Regions from separate parts of the Mus musculus genome. Here region 1 is linked to region 2. A link is a loop called in an ENCODE intact Hi-C map of the cell type or tissue named here. Cell type or tissue: heart. All regions are shown on one strand. Links, peaks and the distances in the headings refer to the core of each region. The heading gives the core; the rest is flanking DNA.

Region 1 (12,134 bases), core at 2,660-10,659, 51 kb after region 2:
GAGAAAATAAAGAGACAGGAATATATGCCTGCCACAGCCCAGCAGGGGTGTGTTTTATTGAGAAATCAGTTTGTCAGGGCTAAGCTTTGTTTTGAGTCTCGACGGATGCCTGGGCGTTAAAACCATCCCACAGCTGTGACACTGGCCCATGTGCTATGTCATCATGATTTTGCCTGTTCTAGGATTTCCGATAGATGGACTCACAGGCTGTCCCAGAGTCTTGCCTGGCATTGGCGAGCAGTCTTCTGTGGTCAAGCAGACCTGTGCTTTATTTAGTCAAACGATGGAGATTCGCACTCTTGCTACTGTTCCCTGTGAACAAAGCACTTGTGGACGGTTGAGTCCACGTGTTTGTAGACGTGTCTTTACCTTTTCTGGATAACTCCTAGGAATGGGCTTGGTGGATCACATGCTAAGTGTATGTCTCACTGTATAAAACACTTTTTTGTGACAAAAAAAAAAAAAAAAAGAATAAAAAAAATTAGCCAAACTGTTTTGTGCTCCTGTAAGCATTGTGAGAATCTCCAGCTGTCTTTACCAACAGCTGGCGCCATCAGTAATGGTTAGCTGTCCTACTGTGTGCAGTGACCTTTCATTGTGCATTCTCGTTTGCATGCCCCTAACGACTGGCGACTGGCGGTGACTTTGAATAACTACTCGTTGCTTGGTTGGTGATCTACTGTCTCTCTGTGTAAATGTGTCCGTTCAAATACTTTACTCAGTTAAAAACAATGTCTTCTTTTTATTCTGCCATGAGCAGCTTTTTATAACTGTTTTGGGGGTTTTTTGCTTTGTTTTGCTTTTGCTTGTTGTTTTGAGACAGCACCTTTCTGTGTGGCCTGAGCTAGTCTCAGACTCATGATCCTTCCACCTGAGTCTCCTGGGTCCCAGGATTAATTTAGTAACTATATTTAAAATAAAAACCCTTTTCTTTAGTCTGTGTTCCATGGTTTTCCTTTGTTTTTCTGTCTATTTCTCCCTTCCTCCCTCCCTTCTGTCCTCTTCTCCTCCCTGTTCCCTCCCTCCTTTCTCCTTTCCTCCCTCCCTCCCTTCCTTCTTTGTCCCTCCCTCCCTCATTCCTCCCCCATCTCCCTCCCTCTTTCCTTCCATCCCTTCTTTCCTCCCTCCCCCTTCTTCCCTCCCTCCCTCGCTCCCTCCCTCGCTCCCTCCCTCGCTCCCTCCCTCCCTCCCTCCCTCCCTCCCTCCCTCCTTGCCTACCAGGGCCTTACTATTACTAGTACATCTCAAGATGTTCTCCAGCTCACAGTCCCCGTCCCCAGCTTTAAGCGCTGAAATTACAGCATGTATAACACCCAATGCTTTTCATTTTCTTAGTGGAGGAGAGCTTTGAAGATGAAAATTTTTAATTTTTATGATTGTTTTATGTATTTACTAAATTTTGTAGTGATTTTGAATTATAGGAAAAAATGTGAGTGATCCAAAGTTCCAGGGTTGTTTTCCTGTGGCTTCTCTCATGGGTTTTCTAGTTGTTGTTGGTTCTACCAGTGTTTCAAGTTCACGCATCACTTTCAGCTGAGTCCTGTCTTTGCACGTGGACATCCAGTTGTTTCAGGGTCTTGTTGAAAAGACTCGCTAACTTTAAAAAATTAAATTAACAGCAAACTTGACTGTGTCTGGTTGTCTCTTTCTGATCTTTCCTGTGCTAGCAACGCTCTGTCAATCATGTGTAGCTTTGTACTGGGTCTTGAATTGGGTCAGGTGAAACCTCCCAACACTGGTCTTCCTATCTGTGCATTTTCGGAGCACCAACTATGCATCCACCTCTGCTCGTTTGTTCAAGAAGTATAGGCCATCTGGGGCCATCAGTTGGTAGAGTGCTTGCCTAGTAGGCACAGACTGGATGTGATGCCCAGAACTGCATGACTAAAGCGTGGTGGTGCATGCGTGTAATCCCACACGGGACGGAGATGCAGGGGGACCAGGAGTTCAAGGTCATCCTTAGCTACAGATTTAAATTTCAGGTTAGCTTGGGCTACCCGAGACTCATCTGGAAACAAAAATAAAAATAACTACTCAACACCTAATAAGTCAGGCTTGGCTTCAGGAGCTGGGGTACAGTGCTGAGAAAGATACAAATTCCTGGCTTTTAAGGGGTTTTCAGGGATGTGGGTGCCCAGTGGTGGTGGGATGAGATTCTGAAATATTCGCTCCTATCTGCTGCTCCCTCTGTAGCCTCTGTGTGTGTGTGTGTGTGTGTGTGTGTGCATGCACACACACACATGCCCAGATAGAAATATGTTCTCGGAGGAAAATACACCAAAGAAAAGAAGAGTGAGCTAGAAAGAGCTCCCCAGAGCAGTGAGAACTGAGAATGTGCCAAAGGACATGAACCATTTAGCACCAGTGGGGAACAGTCTTCCAGGTGACAGAGGGGACAGGAAGCATCAGAACCCAGTGGGTTGGGAGCTGTTCTCTGGAGGGCCCTGCCCTTGAAGAACACATGTTTTCCAAGAGGGAGCACCCATGTTGGAATGACAATGTAGTTAGTGCTCCTCTCCTGTAGGTTAGTGCTCCTTTGCTATAGGTAAGTGCTCCTCTCCTATAGGTCAGTGCTCCTCTCCTATAGGTTAGTGCTCCTCTCCTATAGGTTAGTGCTCCTCTCCTACAGGTTAGTGCTCCTCTGCTCTAGGTTAGTCCTGCTCTCCTATAGTACCTAGAGAGCTAGGGCAAATGGGCTAGGCCCGAAGTGCAGAGACAAACAGCTATGGAAGACTGGGTAAGCACTTCCAAGCTACGAAAGAGCAGTGTGAAGGGTCAGGGCTTGTGCAGTTAGTAGGGGAGATCTTCCAGTTGAAGAAACAGAAGAACTGAGAGCCACTGGGTATCATCCTCCTGCGCCATGCCTTCCTGGATACTGCCATGCTCCCACCTTGATGATAATGGAATGAACCTCTGAACCTGTAAGCCAGCCCCAATGAAATATTGTTTTTATGAGAGTTGCCTTGGTCATGCTGTCTGTTCACAGCAGTAAAACCCTAAATAAGGCAGAAGTTGGTACCAGTATTGCTGTGATAGACCTGACCATGCTTTCCTTTGAAAGAATGTGGATTTGGTGACTTTGGATTTGCAACACAGTGGAATGCTTTAAATGGAGATTAATGGGTCATCAATTCCTAGTAGGAATATGGAAGACTTTGTTGCTGGGAGTATTTGAACTGTGTTGACCTGGCCTAAGAGATTTCAAAGGAGAAGAATTTCAGAATGTGGCATAAAGACAGTTTTTGTGGTATTTTGGTGAAGAATGTGGCTACTTTTTGCCCTTGTCTGAAAAGTCTGCCTGAGACTAAAGTGAAGAGAATCAGATTAATTGCATTGACAAGGGAAGTTTGTGGCTGCGCTATCTGGAAACTTACAGCCAGCCTCTTGGACCTCGGGTGACTTACGCAAATACTCAGGGACAGAGATGCTTGACTCTGTACTGATGAGTTGTCTTGGATGCAAATATGGGCTCTTCATTTGACTACATGTCACGATGAGTCAGGAGCTGCTCTCTCCAGAGTGTGACAAAGCGAGGGGATGCTGACGGTAGCTGTTCTAGCTTTGAAGGTAAGCCTGCACTTATGCTAAAGTCACACATACACGAGCCGGGTGGAGAACCTGTCTGTGTGGAGACACCTTTCATTACCTGTGGCATCCAGCCTCTCAAGCTTGGACTGCCTGTGTGCTCCTGGACTCTGGAGGTCCCACTGCTCTGTCCTCTGCTGCTTATGATACTGACATTTTAAAAGAATCCAGTGGTTCCCCCCTGTACTCGGTGTCTACTTCTACCTGGATGTTCCTCATTTATGTTCTGTGACACTTCTCTGTGACTCTGCTGCATTCCTGGGTGACATGTGGACACCCTGTCCCTTTGCAGACCATGATGTCACTGTCACTAGTGGAATCAGATGCCCCAAGTGTTGTCCTGTGTTTGGGAACGTGACAGGCAGTACAGAAGCAGAAGAGGAAGGGTGAAAACGGAAATGTCACAGCAGCATCTGATGTGTGCCTCAGTCACGCATGCTGCTGATTGGAACTACTCAGCATGAGAGAGGGCCATGGTGAATACACAACCCTATACACACTGTGTCCATTTCTCTCTCTCTCTTACACAGAGAGAGAGGGAGGAGGGGGAGGGGGAGGCGGAGGGGGAGGGGGAGGGAGAGGGAGTGGGAGAGGGAGAGGGAGAGGGAGAGGGAGAGGGAGAGGGAGAGGGAGAGGGAGAGTTTAATGTCTGTGAAGAGATACCATGACCAAAGCAACTCTTATAAAGGACAACATTTAATTGGGGCTGGCTTACAGGTTCAGAAATTCAGTCCATTCTCACCATGGTGGGAAGCATGCAGGTAGATGTGGTGCTGGAGGAACCAAGAGTTCTATATCCTGATCTGAAGGCAGCCAGGAGAAGACTGCCTCTTCTGCACAGGGCAGAGCTTGAGCATAGAACATCAAAGCCCTTCCCCACACTTCCTCCAACAAGGTCATACATACTTCAACAAAGACACACCTCCTAACGGTGCCACTCCCTGTGGACCAACCATTTAAACGCATGAGTCTATGAGGGTCAAAGCTCTTCAAACCACCACACTCATGTACACACACACACACACACACACACACTCTCATACACACACACACACACACTCACACACACACACACACACACACACACACACACACCACACACACACACACACACAGAGTTCTATTTTGCACTGTTTCACTGTCACAAGGTTCTACTTATCTCAGACACACTGCCAGGAATTGTGTGGGAAGACTTTCAGTTTCTTTGGGTTCACATGGACTTAGCAGTTCTTGGTGATCCTGAAAGATTTCTGCAGAAAGAAGCCAAAGTGTTGAGCCCAAGGCCTGGCCACACATTAGTCCTGTCTAGATGAACAGGGGTTTAAAAATAAGGGGGCATCAAGGTGAAGCCAGCAGGGGCTGACTTAGAGAGGAGACCCACCCAAGCCAACTGCTCGAAGTCAAAAGCGATGAATCCCCATATCCAGCTGTGCCCGGTGCTGTCTTGCTACATCTTTAGTAAATGTTCTTTTAGTTGTATGCGTATGAATATTTTGCTTGCATATATTTGTGTACACCATAGGTGTTCCTAGGGCCTATGGAGGCCAGAAGAGGGCATCAGATCCTTTGGAACTGGAATTATAGACACTTGTTACCCATAGAGTAGATTGTGGGAAATGAGCCTTTAGTCTTCGAGAGCGGCCAGTGCTCTTAACCTTTGGTCGTTTCTCCAGGTCTTTGAGACTTTATTTTCTTGGACATCAGGACAGGATCCAGGGCTTTGAGCTTGTTTCTTCAGCCAGCTTTCTTTTCATGTATATTAAATTTTATGTTATTTTGCTTTCTTTTTCCCCAAGACAGAATCACACTCTATATAGCTCAGGCTGGGTTTGAATTCAGTTTCCCTGTCTCAGTCTACCGGGTAATATGATTACAGATGTGAGTCTGACTTTGGTATCAAAGTCCCCAGCCCTTCTGGATATGTGTTTTAAGGATATCAGATATATCCTTGATTTGCTTTGAATTTTCTTTTTAGTTACAACATAATTAGTTCCGTGTCACCTGAATATGTGTATGTCACCTACATAGTCTTCCTTCTTCTCTTCTTCCCTCTCCCACCTTCCCAGGTACCTGTCTGTCTTCATATCCTTGTGCTGAGAGTCTTGTTGAGGGAGATGATGACCGAGACAGAGCCACTGGGGAAGGGAGATGGGCTAGTGCAGGTCTTCAGAGAGGAGCTCGTGAATATTGTAGCCCCTTTAGTCCCTGGCATGTCCTCTTGTATAGCCACCGCCATGCTGTGGCCTGGCAGAAGTGAATAAGTTGTCCAGCTGTTGACAGGCCTGCCCTCCAGACCCAGTCTGATCCCAAGAAAGGGCATCTGTGTCTGTCTCTGAGGCCGTAAGTGCTGCCTGGTTGTCTCCAGCTTGACTTGACACTCCCTCCTTAATAAGAGTACCACAGAACAGGGTCTGCAGAGTCCCTGGGCCAGGTCCCTGTGCTGTCCTGGAATGCCAGGCGTGAATTTCCTGTGAAGTAGGACTTTGCTCGCCAAGCTCCCACGGCTTGCCCTTCAGATAGCCAGAATTATCTGGTACCCTGCATTGCCGTTCAATACGCAGAGTATCACTGGAAGCGCGCGCGCGCACACACACACACACACACACACACACACACACACACACACACGCCCACTCCATCTTTAAACCCCACCCCCCAGCAACGGCGGTGTAAACACTCTCCATCAGGAAGCTGAAACGCAGTTGCCCTCTGCTGGGGAGATGAAGGCAGCTTGCTGGGGGCGAGGACCGTGCTAGCAACCTTCCCTGGTGCACACGGGCTCTGGTGCATGACGGGAACGGAAACGCGGAACTAAAGTCAGTCCTGCTTTTTTTTTTTTTTTTTTTTTTTTTTTTTTTTTTTTTTTTTTTTTTTGGCGTTGGTGGTGGACTGAGTGACAATCAGTGAAATCACTTAGGTTGTTTTTCTCTTCTTCGTTGGGTTTGATAGACGGTGGGAGAGGGTCAGAGGAGAAGGGGAGGGATGGGGAGAGAGGGAGGAGGGAGGGGCGGGAGGCGGGGGGCGAGGAAAACGTGCTAACTTCTCCAATCCTACAAGACAAAGGTTTGGAGAAAGCCGCACTGAGTGACCCAGCAGAAGGAATCCAGGAATGTCCGCTGGAATCTGACTGTTGATTCCAGCGCCATGCAGAGAATCTAGGCTGGTAGGAACATTCTTTGTCCTATCCGACATAATAACTCCAACCAACACGGAAAAGAAAGGCTATACAAGTGAAGAAATGGCATTTTCACTTTCATGACTATACAATCACTTCCAGGTAGTAACACGTGTCTAGCACAGCGGTTCTCAACCTGGGGGTCACGATCCCCCACTTTTCTGCATATCAGACATTTTTACGTTGTTATTCATAACAGTAGCAAAATTGCAGCTATGAAGTAACAATGAAATGCATTTATGGTGCGTGTGTGTGTGTGTGGGGGGGTATCACCTTAACATTTACTGTAAGAAGGTTGAGAATACTGCTCCAGCAGCTAGTGTGTTGGACTTAGGTTCTGGGTATATTATTAGCAATAGCCAACCAGAATCCCCACCCACCACAGCATTGAGGCCCCATGCAGGGCTTGCTGGGAGAGGCACTGATAAGACTTCTTTATGTATTTATTTAGAGACGAATACTCATTAGGTAGGCCAAGCTAGCGTCAAACTCATGGCAATTCTCCTCCTCCAGTTTCCTAAGTACTGGACTCAGGAGTGTGTTGCCATCATATACAGTAAGGATTTATTGACTGAAGAAAATCTCAAGTGGCTTTGGTTAATCCCTACTACGCCAGAGGCTGAGGCAGGAGGCGCGCAAGGTCAAGGCTTGCCTGGGCTACATATAGAGTGAGCTCAATTTTGACACTTGGTGCGGTGTTAGTAGTAATAGTAAAGATGAAGGTGTGGCTCAGGTGGGGCCGGTGATTGGACACACTTGGGGTCTCCTGGTCCATCTGCAGCTGTGCAACAGGAAGAGCGGAGAATGAGAGGAAAGAGAGAAAAGACAGAATGAGAGAGAGGGAGGAAGAGAGAAAAAGGAAAAGAGAGAGGAAAGGAAAAAGGAAAATGAGGAAAGCGAGAAAGAAGAAATGAGAAAGAGGAAAGGGAGAAAGAAATGAGAGAGAGAAAAGAAAAGACAGAATGCGAGAGAGGGAGGAAGAGAGAAAAAGGAAAAGAGAGAGGAAAGGAAAAAGGAAAATGAGGAAAGCGAGAAAGAAGAAATGAGAAAGAGGAAAGGGAGAAAGAAATGAGAGAGAGAAAAGAAAAGACAGAATGCGAGAGAGGGAGGAAGAGAGAAAAAGGAAAAGAGAGAGGAAGGGAAAAAGGAAAATGAGGAAAGCGAGAAAGAAGAAATGAGAAAGAGGAAAGGGAGAAAGAAATGAGAGAGAGAAAAGAAAAGACAGAATGCGAGAGAGGGAGGAAGAGAGAAAAAGGAAAAGAGAGAGGAAGGGAAAAAGGAAAATGAGGAAAGCGAGAAAGAAGAAATGAGAAAGAGGAAAGGGAGAAAGAAATGAGAGAGAGAAAAGAAAAGACAGAATGCGAGAGAGGGAGGAAGAGAGAAAAAGGAAAAGAGAGAGGAAGGGAAAATGGAAAATGAGGAAAGCGAGAAAGAAGAAATGAGAAAGAGGAAAGGGAGAAAGAAATGAGCGAGATAAAAGACAGAATTTGAGAGAGGGAGGAAGAAATAGGAAAAGAGAGGAAAGGATGGAGAAAAGAGAGAAAGAAAGAGAGATGAAAGAGAGAAAGGAGAAATGAAATGAGAGAGAGAGAGAGACACAAAGAGCCAGAGAGAGAAGAAAAAAGGGGAAAGAGAAAGAGAAAGAGGAAGGCTCCTCTTGGACACATCTTCCTTTATCTTTCCCTGGGGACCGCCAAAGCCTGGTGGCATACTGTACATTCTGTACACTGTTCATTCAAAACAGGCTCTGTCTTAAAGATGGTCTGAGCGGTCAGAAAAGGGTATTGTTAACTTGTTTGCAAAACTGCCTCAGGAGAGTGCTGAGTGCGTGAAAGTTGCTGCCCGTTAAGGAGAAGTCTCTACTACTTGTGATCTCACCATCGAAAATTTCTTTAATTGTCTCCTGGTGTTCTGGGTTTTGCAGTTTTGTTTCTAAGGATACATTCTTGGGTGATGTCACAAAGTCCCCAAAGACACGGTGGAGCTGTGTTAGATGGGGAAAGACAGTCTGCTGAGGATTTATCTGGAACTGTCAGAAGGAAAAGAAGGTAAATGGGGCACTTGGGAAAGTGGCCTCTAGTTTGACTTCTGGCTTAGCAAAGGTTGTGGGGAGATAAGGCATACACAGTAGTTAGCAGGAGGCAACAGGGTCCTGGGAGGACGCGAGGCAGAAGGAGAGGCTGGGCTGACAGCATGCAATCATTGCATAGTCTCCAAAGGAGATTGCAACATGGCTGAGTTTTCAGAGGTCCTACAGAGCCCGTGGTAGAGATTCTGTGGGTTCTGAGACAACTTGACTTTAGCCAGATGGTATTTGAGTAATCTGGGAGAGAGAAAACAGCTACAGCAAACAGGGCCACATTTAGTGACGAAACTCTCACTTTGACTGTTGAGTCATTTGCAGTGGGCCCTGAGGTCAGGCTGGCCCTCAGCTCAAAAACAAGCGAGGAACTGAAGCAATTACTCAGATAATCCACAGCCACAGCCACTGGAAAGGGCCACATCCCCAGAGACAGCACAGCAGGGGTGGGGGTGGGGCTATGAGAAAGTTAGTGATTGTAGCAGTTATCTAGAATGTGCGGAGCAGAGGAGGTTACACAAAAACCTAGAATGTCATTCAATGTGGGAAACCGAGAGGCTCCCAAGCCCTAAAAGGAACAGTTTGCTTTCAGCCAAAATGGAAATAAAATTTGGGGCTTAAATCTGGCAAATGATTCAGACCTTCTGTGTAGGTGTCTTTAAATGCACAGCAGATTGATTTTCATGTTGGAGTTTATTTGAACTAAAAGACAGAAATGGTGAAAAGCACACCTGAAGAAATTGAGATGCTATGAATAAAATCATTTACTTACAGCTATCACTTAATTAGTACCTCCTTCCACCTTGCTGATTTATTGGGCTAGTCAAGGAAGAAAAGATCTTCCCTCCTCCTTCTCTCCTCCTCCCCCTCCTCTCCTCCTCCCCTCCCCTCCTTGACCTTCCTCTCCTCCTTTTCCCTCCTCCCCCTCTTCTTCTCTTCACCCCCTCCTCCCCTCCCCTCCTCTGTACTCCTCCCCTTTCCTCCCAATCTCTTTTTTCTCCCCCTTCTTCTCTTTCTCCCCCCTCCTCTTCCCTCCTCTTCCTCCCTCCCTCCCTCCTCCTCCTCATCCTCCTCTTCCTCTTCATCCTCTTCTCCTTCCTCCCTCTCCTCCTCCTCCTTTTCCAGCCCTACCTACCTTCCCTTTCTTCTTCATTTATTCAAAGTAGCTTTGAACAGCACTACTCGGTTTAGTTGTGTATAAAAGGAAAATGCAGGTCCAAGCAGCTTGGGGAAGATTGCTTTTTGCTCTCTGGAGGCAGATGATGACAGTTCAAGATCATTCCTTTTGCTCCATGTCACAGGAAGGGGGACATGCCGAATCTACCAGTTTGCAGCCACCTACACAGGATCCACCTTCACTTCTAAGGAAATGTTTGGGAAGCTACCTACCAACCACTTCTGGCATCTCATGGGCTAGAGGACTCTTAAATGGCACTCTTATTTGTTTAATAAAGGAGGTTGTGACGTGTAGTTTTAAATCCCTTCCACACAACAATTGCTACTCTCTGACCAAAAAAGAAGGGAGACAGGATACGGCTAGGTGTCTAGTAGACTTTACCACTTTGAAAAGCCTTAATATAAATCAGGTAGATACATCTTTTTAACTTATTCTTGTAAAGACAAAAACAAAACTTTATTTTTATTTGTGTGTATGCTTGTGTGTGTGTGCCTGTGTGTATACCACATGTCGCTGGTGCCGGAGAACACCAGAAGAGGGGACCTGATCTCCTGGAGCTAAAGCTATCCATGGTTCTGAGCTGCCTGATGTGGGTGCTGGGAACAGAACTCTGGTCTTCTGCAAGAGCAACAAGCCTCCTCTTAACTACGAATCTCCTCCCCATCCCCCCAAATACATTTAATTATTCATTTTAGCAGCTTTATTTCGTAACTACTTATCACAGCATAAAACAAGGATTTTATATATATTACATGCAATCGAGGATAAGAGTTGAGGGGAGATGCGTGTGCTCCTTCTGGGTGTCTGTGCTTTTGAAGAATGTAAGCAGTGCACAAGGGACCGAGGCGTGCCTGTCTGCCAGGAGCTGTCTTCTTCCCTTGGACTCTGAGCTGAGTGCAGTGCTCCGAAGAAGTAAAAGACGACCTCATGAAGCAATGTCTTCAACCCAAACATGCTGTCCAGACAAAGTCCAGCTTCATTAGTGCTCTGAGGAGAGACTTACTGAGCCTCAGGAAAGCCCCCCTCAGCATGGCGAAAGTCCACTTTGATTGAAGTGACTCGAAAGCCATGGCAGTGCGGCGGCGGCCGCGTGGAGCTTGTGCTCGAGTCGGAAGCGGCATCTTTGTCAGGCGGCTGTGATTAGCACGGGGAGGCAGGACTGGAGTGAAGGAAGAGTTGGGGGCGGGGCTTAGCGCTCTGGTCTCCTAAGCTGTAGTCAGCGCCTCAAGATTTGTAACCTGCCTTCTGCCTTCCCAGCCAGGCAGTCAAGTGGCTCCAAGCTGAAGACTGCAAAGTGCCCCTAACCTTTTGGTTATAGCGAGGCTGAAGACACCGTGCTCTTTCATGAAAGCCGGATGTCTGAAATCCGATTTGATAAATATGGATAAAACGTATAACGCTCGATCAATCGAATCGAAGGAGCTCACGATTGGCACCACGGCTTTGGGGACAACAGAGTACTGACTCGTTGGGAGGACTTGGATACTTCCCCTCCTCTTCCATCTCTTCCCCTTTCCTCACTTCCTCCTCCTTCCTTCTCCATTTTCTCCCTCTTCACTGTTTCTTACTATTTTTACAAAAGATTTTATTTATTTATTTATTTATTTATTTATTTATTTATTTATTTATTTATTTATTTAATGTATGCGAGTACACTGTAGCTGTCTTCAGACACACCAGAAGAGGGCGTCAAGTTCCATTAGAGATGGTTTCGAGCCACCATGTGGTTGCTGGGGCCTCTGGAAGGACCGCCAGTGCTCTTAACCCCTGAGCCATTTCTCCAGTACCCTTCTCACCGTTTCTCTTCAATCTTCTTCCTCTTCCTTCTCCACTTTCCTTGTCTTCTTGGTTTCATTATCTTTCTCCCTTTCTTCCTCTTCTCCCCTTCTTCCTCCTCCACTGTAGTTTTCCTTCCCTACTCTTTTCCTGCCTCCCTCCTCCTCCCCTCTCATTCCCCCTCCTCTTTCCTCCTTCTCCCTCCTCCTCCTTCCTTCTCCCTCTCCCCTCTCCCCTCTCCCTTCTCCCTTCTCCCCCTCCTCTTCCTCTTTCTCCTTCTCCACCCCTCCTGTCACAGTATCAATGGCAAGGGTGTTCTAGAATGGAGGAGTGTCCCCTAG
Region 2 (12,134 bases), core at 2,247-10,246:
AAATACCCCATCTACAGTTTACTTAGATAGTTTTTCTGTTACTAATGTTTAGTTTTTCTGAACAATAATGCATGACATAGGTTGAAAGCTATGTATGTGATCTTGTTTTATATAGATATATTCATTCACCCATAAGTGTCTGTTTGATTAGCTTCTACACAGATGTGATTATAGCACATATATGCTTTGGTGACTCTTGGTTGTGGAATGATACACTCTGGCTGGCTTTCAAGCTGACATCTTGGGTTGACTTCATTCTTTATAAGGCTCTGTGCTAGTCCACAGGAAGAACACCCATAATTTATTCAACTAGTCTCCTATTGTGCAGCGTGCAGAGGGCTTCCAAATTTGAGCCATAAAACAAAACATTAAAAACAAACCAAAAGCAAAACCATGCAGATAGACAAAGGCAGTTCTCTTGTTGGTGAGGAGAGATGAGCAGGGTAGAAGGGGGGTGGGGGGTGGGGGGTGGGGGGGTGGCTCAGAAACCAGCAGGGGTCCTCTGCATCTGCTCTGTCCTGGAAGGCTCCAGATAGTTCCACGGAGGGGCCCAGGCAGCCTGGGTGGCCTGAGAAGGTTTGGTGGGCTTAAGAAGTAGCGGTTAGCCAACCAGTATGGAAATCTCCCCCACACTCTGGCCACCAGTATAGTCATTCTGGTTGGAGCTGTCAGGCACTGGCCCTGCTTCCAGGTGCCCTCTCCCCCCCCCCCCCCCCCCACCGCTATTCGTGGCTATAAACACTTACAGTTTTAAAGTGCCTCTTACCGGACTTTCTTGGAAATTTTTTTTTTCTGGAGACTAAAAGCAATAGATAATATTTGTGAGTTAAGTCTCCATGCTAGGGTCTTTGCACCTGATGCCAACAGTCCTCCTAGGGAGACCTTAAGGTCTGTTCTTCACACACATTTTACAGCTTGAGAAATAGACTCAGAGACTCAATAATGATCTAAGGTCACATAGCAGACCTGGGGTAGGGTGGAGGTGGGGGATTCAAAGCTGGTTCTATTAGCCCAGCAAGCCCCTTCTGGGTTTCTTTCAATTTTAGTGGACGTGTAGATGCTGTGGGAACCCACAGGCCACAGTGCACATGTTGGCACGAGTACACCTGGAAATAGCTGGAGACAGGAGCTCCAGTGCTCAGGAGGCAGAGGGAGGAGATCTTCTGTGAGTTCAAGGCCAGTCTGGTCTCTATTGAGAGTTTCAGGTTAACGTGAGATACATAGGAAGGACTTGTCTTAAGTGAATAAATACATAAAAAATTTAAAAAGTATTCATGACACAGGGCTGTGGAGCCTGCTTAGACTTCTCGTATGCAAATGGACCTGAGATGTGAACCTCTGCACCCATGTGAAAAAGCCAGGTGTGGACCTAAACCCTGGCACTGGAGGAGGAGGACAGAGACAGGATCACTGGGTCTTGCAGTCACAAGCCTAGTGGACAAACATGCTCCAGGTTCAGGAGAGGCCCTGCAGAAGGGACTCCGGCCCCTGAGGACAGATCAAGGAAAAAACACTTGACATCTTTCTCTGACCTCCATCTGCACAGAGGCACTCCCCCTCCCCCCACGCACACCAGACCTCCCCTGAAGAACACATAGGAGAAACATGTGTGACCAGCAGCTGGGCCGCTGAGCCCATCAGTAAAATGGGATTCATGATACTGTTGGTTATCAACGCAGCCAGGCTGGCTGCCAGTGAGCTCCAAGGATCCTGAGTGCTGGGATTACAAAAGAGCAGTGGCCTGGCTTTTTATGTAGGTCATAGTAGCGACCAGTAGCTGATGGCTACAGCCTCTATTCCTTTGGAAAACACTGAGGCACCTATATAATCCTTCCTTCCTTCCTTCCTTCCTTCCTTCCTTCCTTCCTTCCTTCCTTCCTCTCTTCCTTTCTATCTTTCTTTCTTCCTTTCCTTCTCTCTCTCTCTCTCTCTTTCTTTCTTTCTCTCTTTCTTTCTTCTTCCTTCCTTTCTTTCTCTCTTCCTATTTCTCTTTCTTTCTTTCTTTCTTTCTTTCTTTCTTTCTTTCTTTCTTTCTTCTCTCTCCCTCCCTCCCTCCCTCCCTCCCTTCCTTCCTTCCTTCCTTCCTTCCTTCCTTCCTTCCTTCCTTCCTTCCTTCCTCCCTTCTGCTGCTTAAAAATATATTTATTTAACTTTAGTTTGTTTTTTGATAGGCATGTCTGTTTTGTCTTCATGTATGTCTATGTGCCAGATATGTTCTTTATGTCCCAGAGACCAGAAGAGGATGTGGGAGCCCCTGGGACAGGAATTGCAGATGGTTGTGAGTTGCTATGTGGGCACTGGGAATGGAACCTCTTGTCTACCAGAAGAGCAGCTGGTGCTCTTGACTGCTGAACTAGCTACGTCATGTCTAGCCTTAGTGTTTTTCATTTTTATCAATGAGCTACACTACAACTCATTACATTCATTTATTCATGTGTGTGTATGTGTGTGTGTGTGTGTACGTACATGTGTGTGTGTGTGTGTGTGTGTGTGTGGTATGTAGGATGTGTGTGTGCACGATGTGGTGTGTGTGTGCATGCTGTGGGGTATGTGTGTGTGTGTATGTGTGTGTGTGTATGCTTGCTATGGTATGAGTGTGGAACTCTGAGAGCAACTTGGTGGGTTGTCTTCTTCTGCTGCTGGGAACTGAACTTAGTTCCCCAGCTCAGCAGTGAGTGCTTTTGCTTGCCAAGCCGTCTCACCGGCCTTAGCATTCTCATAAGAGCAATATTCACTGATTAGTTTCTGCACTAGTCAAGACCCTTGCTTGAAAAACTGCAGAAGGCCAGTTCAGATCAGCTTATATAAAACCCATAAGACAAATCTTCCTCCAGAGATGGGATTTACAGGCACACTTGTCTCAAAAGCCTAGGACTTGGGGCCTGATTCACCCTTGTGGGAACATCACATCATGGCTCATAAGTAACTGTACTTACATGTCAATCAAAAATGAAATAAAAACACCAACAAAGAGTCCTGTGTTTCCCTGACCCTGGGCCTTTTAATTTCTCTTGCTTCTCCCTTACCTTTGCCAGTCTGGGCAACCATTGATCTCAGAGAAACTGACATCTTTCCTAAGCATCTCTAGTAGAGTCCTGGGGAAGAGACTCTTGCTGGCCAAGCTGGGGGACATGCAGGAGTCATCTTGGTTCAAAGGTCAAAGGAGGGCCAGCCCCACAGGATCACCTAACTTTCTCCTAAGGCATTCACAGGATCACCCTAGGCATGGCTGTTCTGGGAGGCAGAACACTTTGGTGAGGTTGAGTGTGGCCCCGTGAAGGAGAGAAGGTAGAACAACCCCCCTCTCTCCTCATAACAGATTAAAAGGTCTCTGGATGTTTCCAAATGCCCCTTGCGGGAGGAAGTGACCCCTCCAGCGCCACAGATGGAGTAAGAATGTAGAAGCGCTCTACACTTGAGTTGTAGCTCAGTGCTAGGTTACTAACCTAGTGTGTGCGAGATCTGTCAGCATCACACAGGAAAAAACTCACTGGTCAGCTTTCTGTTACTATTACAAATACTGGAGACAATGGCTTTATAAAGCAGAAAGGTTTGCTTGGGCTCATTTAGTTTCAGAGATTCCAGTCTGTGGTTGGCTGGCTCTGTTGCCAGCCTTGGACACGCCCCCAGCAACTTGAAGACCTCTTAACCATGACCACCTCTTTAAAAGTCCCATCAGGGCTGGTGAGATGGTTCAGTGGGTAAGAGCACCCGACTGCTCTTCCGAAGGTCCGGAGTTCATATCTAGCTCTCAAATTTAGGAAGTAGTTTCCCATGGGAATGGAGACTGGTAAGCCAATGGCTCCTACACTGTTAATGTCCCGAGGGGTGTACACAGCCTTACTGCTAACCTCAGCCGTGACTGAAAGTCATTGAGGCCGTTTACAGTTCCTTCAAAATAATTCTAGAAGGGAATTCATAAAAATGGGTAACATCTGGAGAGATGGCTCAGCGGTTAAGAGCACTGACTGCTCTTCCAGAGGTCCTGAGTTCAATTTCCAGCAACCACATGGTGGCTCACAACCATCTGTAATGAGATCTGATGCCCTCTTCTGGTGTGTCTGAAGAGATCGGCAGTGTACTTACATACATTAAATAAATAAATAAATAAATAAATAAATAAATAAATAAATAAATATTTTAAAAAATGGGGCTAGAAAGATGGCTCAGTGGTTAAGAGCACTGGCTGCTCCTGGAGAGGACTCAACTTCTGATCCCAATACCCTACCCACACTGCCCCTCCTGACTACCCATGTAATTTTAGTTCCAGAGGATCTGACGCCCTCTTCTGGCCTCCCAAGGCACTGCACCACATGATGTACAGCCATTTAGGCAGACACTCATACACATAAAATAAAAATAAATAAATCTTGAGAGAGAAAAAAACCAACCCAGACATATTTATTTGTAAGCCTGTGAGTTGTCTATGGATACAGTCCCAGATCCGGAGGAACTGAGAAGCCCACTTCCCGAGGCGTATTGTAAACAGAAAGGAACGCCAAGACCGGTTTGGCCACACCTTGCGCTAGGTGCGTGATCTGTCTTCGGTTATTTGATCTCTTCCGTCCTGGTTGTCGCCAATCTTAAAGACGATTAATGATGCCAGACCAATTAATGATGTATGTGAGACTCCAAAATGCCAGGGAGTTGGGGTGTTATTTAAGCTCGTTCTTCAATTATTTGACTAAGAGGCACACTTGAGTGATTTCTTTTAGAATCAAAGCCTTACTTCTCTCCCCCTCCCCCTCCTCCTCGTCCTCCCCGCTTCCTTTTCATTTGTTGGCTAACACAGAGAGAGCAATGTTATGGTAAAAGGGATCCTTTTTCATTTTTTTAGATCGTTCTGAGAGGTAAGTTTTGCTCACCTGGTTTATTGCCAATCTCTTGCGTTCCCGGTGTTGAAAAAACAGAGGGGTAAGGTAGGGCTTATTTACAGTTCAGTGGTTCCTAGAACCAACACAACTGTTCCCTCGTGGAGACAGAAATTATGTCCCAATGAAACGCACCGAATATAGTCTCAATTCTGTGACTCCGTTCCCTCTTGCTAACACTCCAACCAGTTAAATCGGGGAGATTTAAGCTCCTGGTCTTTGTCTGAACACATCGGAAAAGCCAGAAAACGTTGGAACAAATTGTGGAGCCCAGTTGTAAGCGAAGGGCGGAAAAGCAGTCCAGAAACAAATGACCTAATCCGGTGTCAGAGGCAGCGGCTTAATGACTCCTGTCTGAAGAGAGACTTCCAGGACGGGTTCCTTCCTAAGTGAGCAGGAGAAAATTGGCCTTTTTGATGTAAGGCAGTTGAGGGAAAATTTCTGCTTTTGCCTCTAGGAGTAAATGTGCTTTGATTCTGATTAGATTTGTAATTTATTAAGCTTCTCCTTGCTGTTTGCACTTAGAGATACCAAGTTTGTTCTTTCTACTTGTAGAGACAGGCTTTTTTTGGGGGGGGGGCAGGGAGGTGACATTAGTTATTGTCATTGCCCCTTAGGAGGTTTTTAGTTTTAGTTGTTTTACTTCTGAACCTTGTTGCAGGGGCTGGGAGTCAGCTGTTAGAATGCTCACCTAGCAGGCGGAGGCCCTGAGCTCAGTCAACAGAACCTTGTAGGAGTAGTGGGCTCCACTGTCCTGCCAGCGTTTGGGAGGCAGAAGCAGGAGGATCAGAAGTTCAAGTCCACCCCCAGCTTTCTAGTAAGTCCAAGGCCAGCCAGGGCTACAGGAGACCCTGTCTCAAAACAAAACAACAACACACAAAAAAAAAAATTGCGACAGGGAACACATACACTGTAGAAGTTGTAAAAACGTCTCCCAGGATGCTATCTTCTCACCAGAAGCTTTTGTGTGCATTCTGGAAAATTCCAGTGTTTATGAAGTTGGAGGCTCCACGCTGATATTTATCAGGATTTAAATTTGAATCATGCATAGCACAGGAAAAAAAAGAATGGGGGCAGGGTCTTGATTTTTATTATGTGTTTGGAGAGGCGCTTCAGTGTTTACAGTCTGGGAACAGGATCCCAGCGGAATCCTTTCTGTTGTCAGGGAGGGGCCAACATTCCCGTGTCCACCCACTCACCCAGAGGCAGCCTGGTTTTGGAGTGGAAATAACACTCTTATACCTAATAGGACCCGGGAGATCTGCCCCGACTGCCTGCCGGTTTCTACAGTTGGAAATTACAAAAGCCAGCAGCCGATATCAACCTTCTGCCTGCTGACTTGCCAGAGAATCTCCCATCTCTTTCTCTTGGGCTACAAGGACTTCCTTCCTTCTGGACAAAATACTGGCATAGCCTAGGAGGTTGCAAGTTGGTTGCTGAGTCCATTGGGGTTTTGTTTACTGGTTTTGTTCTGAGTAGAGAACAGATCTTACATTTGGAGACTTTTGGAGACACGTGTGTCAAGAGGGGAGATAGATTAGAGTGTGTGCACTGGGGTGGAGCCGGTGGGTAGAATCACAGCGCTTCTCCCAGTGTGTTTTCAGATCACATATATTGACCACACATAGTGAGCAGGATTGGTTATTGCAAGCTTTGACCTTTATAAGCACGGGCCTGGGAATAATAACTCAAATGGTTCTTCAAGGTTCCCCGAGAACTCTGACCACACCCCATTTTTAAAGCTTAACATACAAGTGACTGGAACAGATTTCTCCCGATTCCCATAGATAATGTCTCCCAAAATACTTCATCTAAGTGAGTCACCGCTCACAGACTGACCAGGAAGCCAATGGCTACTCTTTTATTTTTGAGTCACTAGGGAAAAGCTGGAAACAAGGAAATTCAGCAGGGGCTGGGGAGACGGCTCAGTTGGCAAACTGCTTGATGCACAGATATAAAGCCCTGAGTTTGATTCCTGAGAATGCATGTACAATGCCAGGCATGGTGACCTACGTCTATAATCCCAGAGCTGAGGTACCAGAGGCAAGGAGGATCCCAAGGGCTTGCTGTACCAGCTATCCAGCCTGCTTAGGAGCTTTGGGCTGGGCAGTGGTGGCACACGCCTTTAATCCCAGCACTTGGGAGGCAGAGGCAGGTGGATCTCCGAGAGATGGAGGCCAGCCTGGGCTATGCAGTGATTTCCAGGACAGTCGGGACTACACGGAAAGACTTTGTCTAAAAACAAAAAGAACCAACCAACTAACCAACCAACCAATAAACAATCAGTCCTTTTCCCCAAACCATAACAAGGTGTGTGACTCAGTCATTAAAAGCCTTTAGCTGCTCTTGTAGGGGACCCGAGTTTGGTTCCCAGCACAAATGTGAGGAAACCACATGTTACTCCACCTCCCGGAGGTCTGGCTGTCATGAGTGCCTACATATGTGTGGACACAACCACTCATAAGCACAGACTGGTAATTAAGAAAATAATAAAAAGAAAAAAATTTAAAAGTGATTTGAGACAGGGTTCCTCTGTGTATGTAGCTGTGGCTGTCCTAGAACTCACTTTGCAGACCAGGCTGGCCTTGAACTCATGTACAGATCCACCTGCTTCTTAACTGCTGGGTCTAAAAGGAGTTCACCACCGCACTCAGCTATACATCTTAAAACAAAACAAACAAAAATCCAAGGTGGATAGTTTTTGATGTCCTCTGACTTCTGAACACTTATGTACACACACATGTGCGTGGGCACACATATGTGTATGAACCCACAGGACCATTGTTCATACTCATACACACAATATCTAAGCAAAAAACAACAAGAAAGCAAATGTTCTTTGACCTTCTTTTGTGCGGAGTAGAAAAGGAAAACAGACTGGGGACTGGAGCTAAGTGCTTCGGCTCCCATAAAACCACAAATCTGGGAATTAAGAAAACAGAGGAATATTTTCTCAGTGGTAGGAACAGTCTTGATTCTTAGCAGTCGGTTTGCCTGCTCTGTATCAAGGCTCGGTGTGTGGGGTGTGGTGTCAGCACATGTGATCTTTGCCATGACCAGGGTTCTCGGTGAAAAAACGTTCCAAGGATTTATTTTATTGGATTTGAACCCACTAAAATACAGCCTTTGAGCCCTGCACAAAATCTCACTGTTCCAATACCAAATGAACCCAGAGTTCATTGTCAAGCTTGCTGGAAGGTAGGGGGCCCGTGGCACCTGTAAGTGACAGGCTATTCTAATAAACAGCTCTCAGATGGGGTGCACTAGGCACGATCAAAGTTCAAGGGCTTTTTACAGTTTCAACAGGCCCCATGGCTTCACCCTGTGTTTACTTTCATTTCTGTCTAATCAGGGTTTAAGTTCTTACAGTGTACCTCGCAGAGGAGCTCAAATTCCCCAAGCCGGTAGTAGTCACACTCCTATGGAGGGGATTTAAAGAGGATCGAGACACTATATAAACAGAATTTCCATGACTGTGTGCTTATTCTGTAGATACAGGAAGTACGATGATGTTGGATATGACCTCGATGGACACAGAGTGTTGATTGTGCCCTATCTCTGTTGTCATCAGAGGTAGGGATTTATTTTATCAGAATTAAATAAAAACACACCCTGTGGCTGCTGATAGCTACAGAGGAAGGAAAATCTATTTGTTCAGTCTTTATACTTGTGCTTCAGAAAAATTATTCTCTGGGTCATTTACAGGAACAAACTAGTCCCGGCTTCTAAGTCTAGAGGAATCTCATAGATATTCCCACCACATAATAAAAGATTCACTTTCATTTATGTGTCTGTGTCTGTGTGCGCATAAGTGCAGAAGTCTTTGGAGTCCTGGAGTTGAGGTTACAGTTGATTGTCAGCCTTTTGGTGTGGGTGCTGGGAGCGTGATTTGAGTCCCTCTGGAAGACCAGCAAGTGCTCTTAATTATTGGGCCATCTCTTCAGCCCCTATTTACAGCATGTGGTTTCTCTACCCGATGCTACTGATGGTAGCGTGGAGAACGCTGACCATGAACTGTTCTAGAAAGCAAGATTTATCTATTATCTATTGGAACTGATAATACCGTTATCTATTACTGATTTCTCAAATATTAGTTTCCCAGAAAGGTTCCTTAGACACACTTCCAGATCCCGACCAGTTCTCTCCAAGTTCTGAGCGCCACTTTTCTATAGTACACGGATTCTCTTAACACATGTACTTTTTAAAAAACATTTATTTATTATAAAGAAGTACACTGTAGCTGTCTTCAGACACACCAGAAGAGGGCATCAGATCTCACTACGGGTGGTTATGAGCCACCATGTGGTTGCTGGGATTTGAACTCAGGACCTTCGGAAGAGCAGTCAGTGCTCTTACCCTGCTGAGCCATCTCACCAGCCCCAACACATGTACTTTTATTTACTTGTTTATAAAATCTAGAACCTTATTTTATTGGGCAATAAAAATACAATATGTGCTAAAATATCAGCTTGCTAAGGAAGATGTACCCATGAGCCCAAATATGGTATTACTGTTACGGGGATGGGGGGAGGGGAGGCATATCTGACTGATTTCTGACTGGATTTGGAGTCTGCTCCACAGAAGAGGATTTCAAATCTGTTACTATATCCTAATCTAAACCTTCAGTTGAGAAGATCATGGACCCAGGAATCTGCTAGGTTATTTTGCTAAATGGACCTTGTGGTCGTTTGAATAAGAATGTGCTGCATAGGTTCATGTATTTGAGTACTTAGTCACCAGGGAGTGACACTGTTTGGGAAGGACTAGAAAGATGAGGAGGTGTGGCTTTGTTGGAGGAAATGTGTCACTGGGGATGGGCTTTGGGGTTTCAAAAGCCCACACCAGGCCCAGGGTTCCTCTCTTCCTGCTGTCTGCAGAGCTCCCAGCTACCCCTCCAGCACCATGGCTGCCTACAAGCTGCCACGCTTATGATAATGGACTGAACCTCTGAAACTGTAAGCCAAGTCCCCCAGTTAAATGCTTCCTTTTAAAGAGTTGCCTTGGCCATGGTGTCTCTCTTCACAGCCATGCAACAGTGGCTAAGATGGTCCTGTTGTCGCATTGCCTTTGAAATGTTTATGTTTATACCCACAGACCTGGCGCGCTCCCCACCTCAGTCAGAGCAGCTTGCTCTGGCAGCGGGCTGCAGGCATGGAGAGATGTGTAACGCTTCCAAGTTCAGAGATTAAGGAAGCTAGTGTTCGGCCCTAAAGGAAACCATCTGTATTGACCCTGCCAGCACCAAGGCTCAGGGGATATGCTAGAAGGAAGGGCAGAAGTGACAGGGCTGTTGTACTCATGAGCTCACAGCGCTAAGGGTTGGTTACCTGCATAGGACCTACACAAGATCACAGGAGGCAGAATTCCAGCATCAGTACAGTACATGATTCCCAGCTCCAAATCATTGGCAGGGAGCTGCTGAGGGGTGGAGAAGCCCTCACTGTTTTCCCATGCTCCAGTGGACAGCTACACACCGTATACACACATGGGTTGTACTAACTAAATTTGGAGGGTCATTAAAAGAAATGCATGAAGTTGGGAAGGGGCAGTTTGAGGAGAGATGGAGGGAACTAGAAGAGGTATATAGGATCACATTCTCTCTTTCCTTCCTTCCTTCCTTCCTTCCTTCCTTCCTTCCTTCCTTCCTTCCTTCCTTTCCTTCTTTCTTTCTTTCTTTCTTTCTTTCTTTCTTTCTTTCTTTCTTTCTTTCTTTCTTTCTTTCTTTCTTTCTTTCTTTCAAAGATTTATTTATTATTGTATGTAAGTACACTGGAGCTGTTTTCAGACACACCAGAAGAGGGCGTCAGATCCCATTACAGGATGGTTGTGAGCCACCACGTGGTTGCTGGGATCTGAACTTAGGATCTTCGGAAGAGCAGTCAGTGCTCTTTACCGCTGAGCTATCTCTCCAGCCCCCTATGATCACATTTTATTTTATAGCTGTAGGCAGTTTGTTGCATGTAAATAATTAAAAAACCAATCCAAGCTATTGCTGGCTACTCTCCTGCCTCGGTGGTCTTCCCACCCCCATAGTTATCCCCATGTGGTGGTCTGTTTAATTTTTCGCGATTCGCTTGCCTCTGAACCGCTCGCCTGTATCCTCCCAGCCATCTGCGCCCTGTGGCTAGCTGTTACAAGTTCCCAGTAAAATCAAAACTGCAGAGGCTTGTAAGTTATCAGTCAGATTTATAACAGTAAATTCTCAACTCACAAAACGCCCACTCAAAGAACTCAAAACTCAATTGATATAAACACAAGTTGTACTCCTAGATTGGACAAATTACCTTATATTATTCTATTGCTCTTCTATGATACTCATAGCTACCTGTGACTATTTCAAGCCACATGGATCCGGTTGGTCCTCTTCTTCCATCTTCTCTTGTCCCTGTCTCCTCTCTGTCTGTCTCTCTCTCTGTCGCTGAAACTCTTAGCCCCGCCTTCCTTTTCCATTGCCCAATCACAGACTCTAGCCTTATATTTCGGCTGCATGTCGACAGCAATCCACGGCAGTTCTCAAAAAAAAAAAAAAAAAAAAAAAGATAAAAAGCAAAAACATAGTCTAAGTTATATACAAAAAATTAATTTTTTACAGTACTATAGCCTTAACCTAGGGCCCCGTGCATGTTGGGTAAATCCTCTCTCACCAAACTATATTCACAGCCACTGTGAGCGGTTGTTTGGTTGGTTGTTTGGGGTTTTTTTTGTTTGTTTGTTTGTTTGTTTTTTTGTGTTTTTTGTTTTGAGACAGGGTTTCTCTGTGTAGCCCTGGCTGTCCTGGAACTCACTCTGTAAACCAGGCTGGCCTGGAACTCAGAAATCCACCTGCCTCTGCCCCACCCCCCCACCCCCAAGTGCTGGGATTAAAGGCTTGTGCCACCACACCACCACACCACGCCTGGCTAGGTTTTGTTTTTTTGTCTAAGCTCCGCCCCACAGTTACCTGGTAACAGCCAGGTGTGCCTGACTCACTATAAAAGGGGCTGCTTGCCCCTTCCTCTCTCTCCATGTGCTCAAGGCCAGTCTCTACTTCTCTATCCTCTCTCTCTCTCTCTCTCTCTCTCTCTCCCTTTCTCTGCCTCTCCTACCCTCTTGACTCCCCTCCCCAGGCCCTGAATAATCTCTATTCTGTACTATACTGTGTGGCTGGTCCCTCATGGGGAAGGGCTGCCTCAGCAGGGCCCCCCAGAGACACTCTCTCCCCCCACACCTTCCCACACATCCACCAAACATGTTCCTCCTCTCTCTGTCTTTTTATAAACACAT

Evidence for each region. A loop is a pair of places that touch in the nucleus more often than their neighbours do. Peaks named below come from ENCODE experiments on the same cell type or tissue, not always from the same donor. Only the 100,000 strongest peaks of a DNase experiment are listed, where the experiment ranks them.
Region 1: it touches region 2 in a loop (2.7-fold over the local background); 4 of 42 quality-filtered maps call a loop at or near these places.

Annotation. Positions count from the first base shown.
Region 1 is chr2:170,313,084-170,325,217 of GRCm38, forward strand. Gm34542 (a long non-coding RNA gene) reads left to right here and starts at 6,142. Exons shown (of 3, transcript XR_375322.3): 1 at 6,142-6,401; 2 at 8,685-8,808; 3 at 10,142-10,318. In heart, for the core only: a CTCF peak has its summit at 6,307 (motif pointing left); DNase peaks (open chromatin) are centred at 3,908, 6,308 and 9,188; H3K4me3 peaks cover 1,749 bases; H3K27ac peaks cover 2,924 bases.
Region 2 is chr2:170,262,232-170,274,365 of GRCm38, forward strand. No RefSeq gene overlaps it. Among named protein-coding and RNA genes, the nearest start is that of Gm34542, 51 kb to the right of the region's middle. In heart, for the core only: a CTCF peak has its summit at 4,316 (motif pointing left); a DNase peak (open chromatin) is centred at 6,100; H3K4me3 peaks cover 1,388 bases; H3K27ac peaks cover 2,167 bases.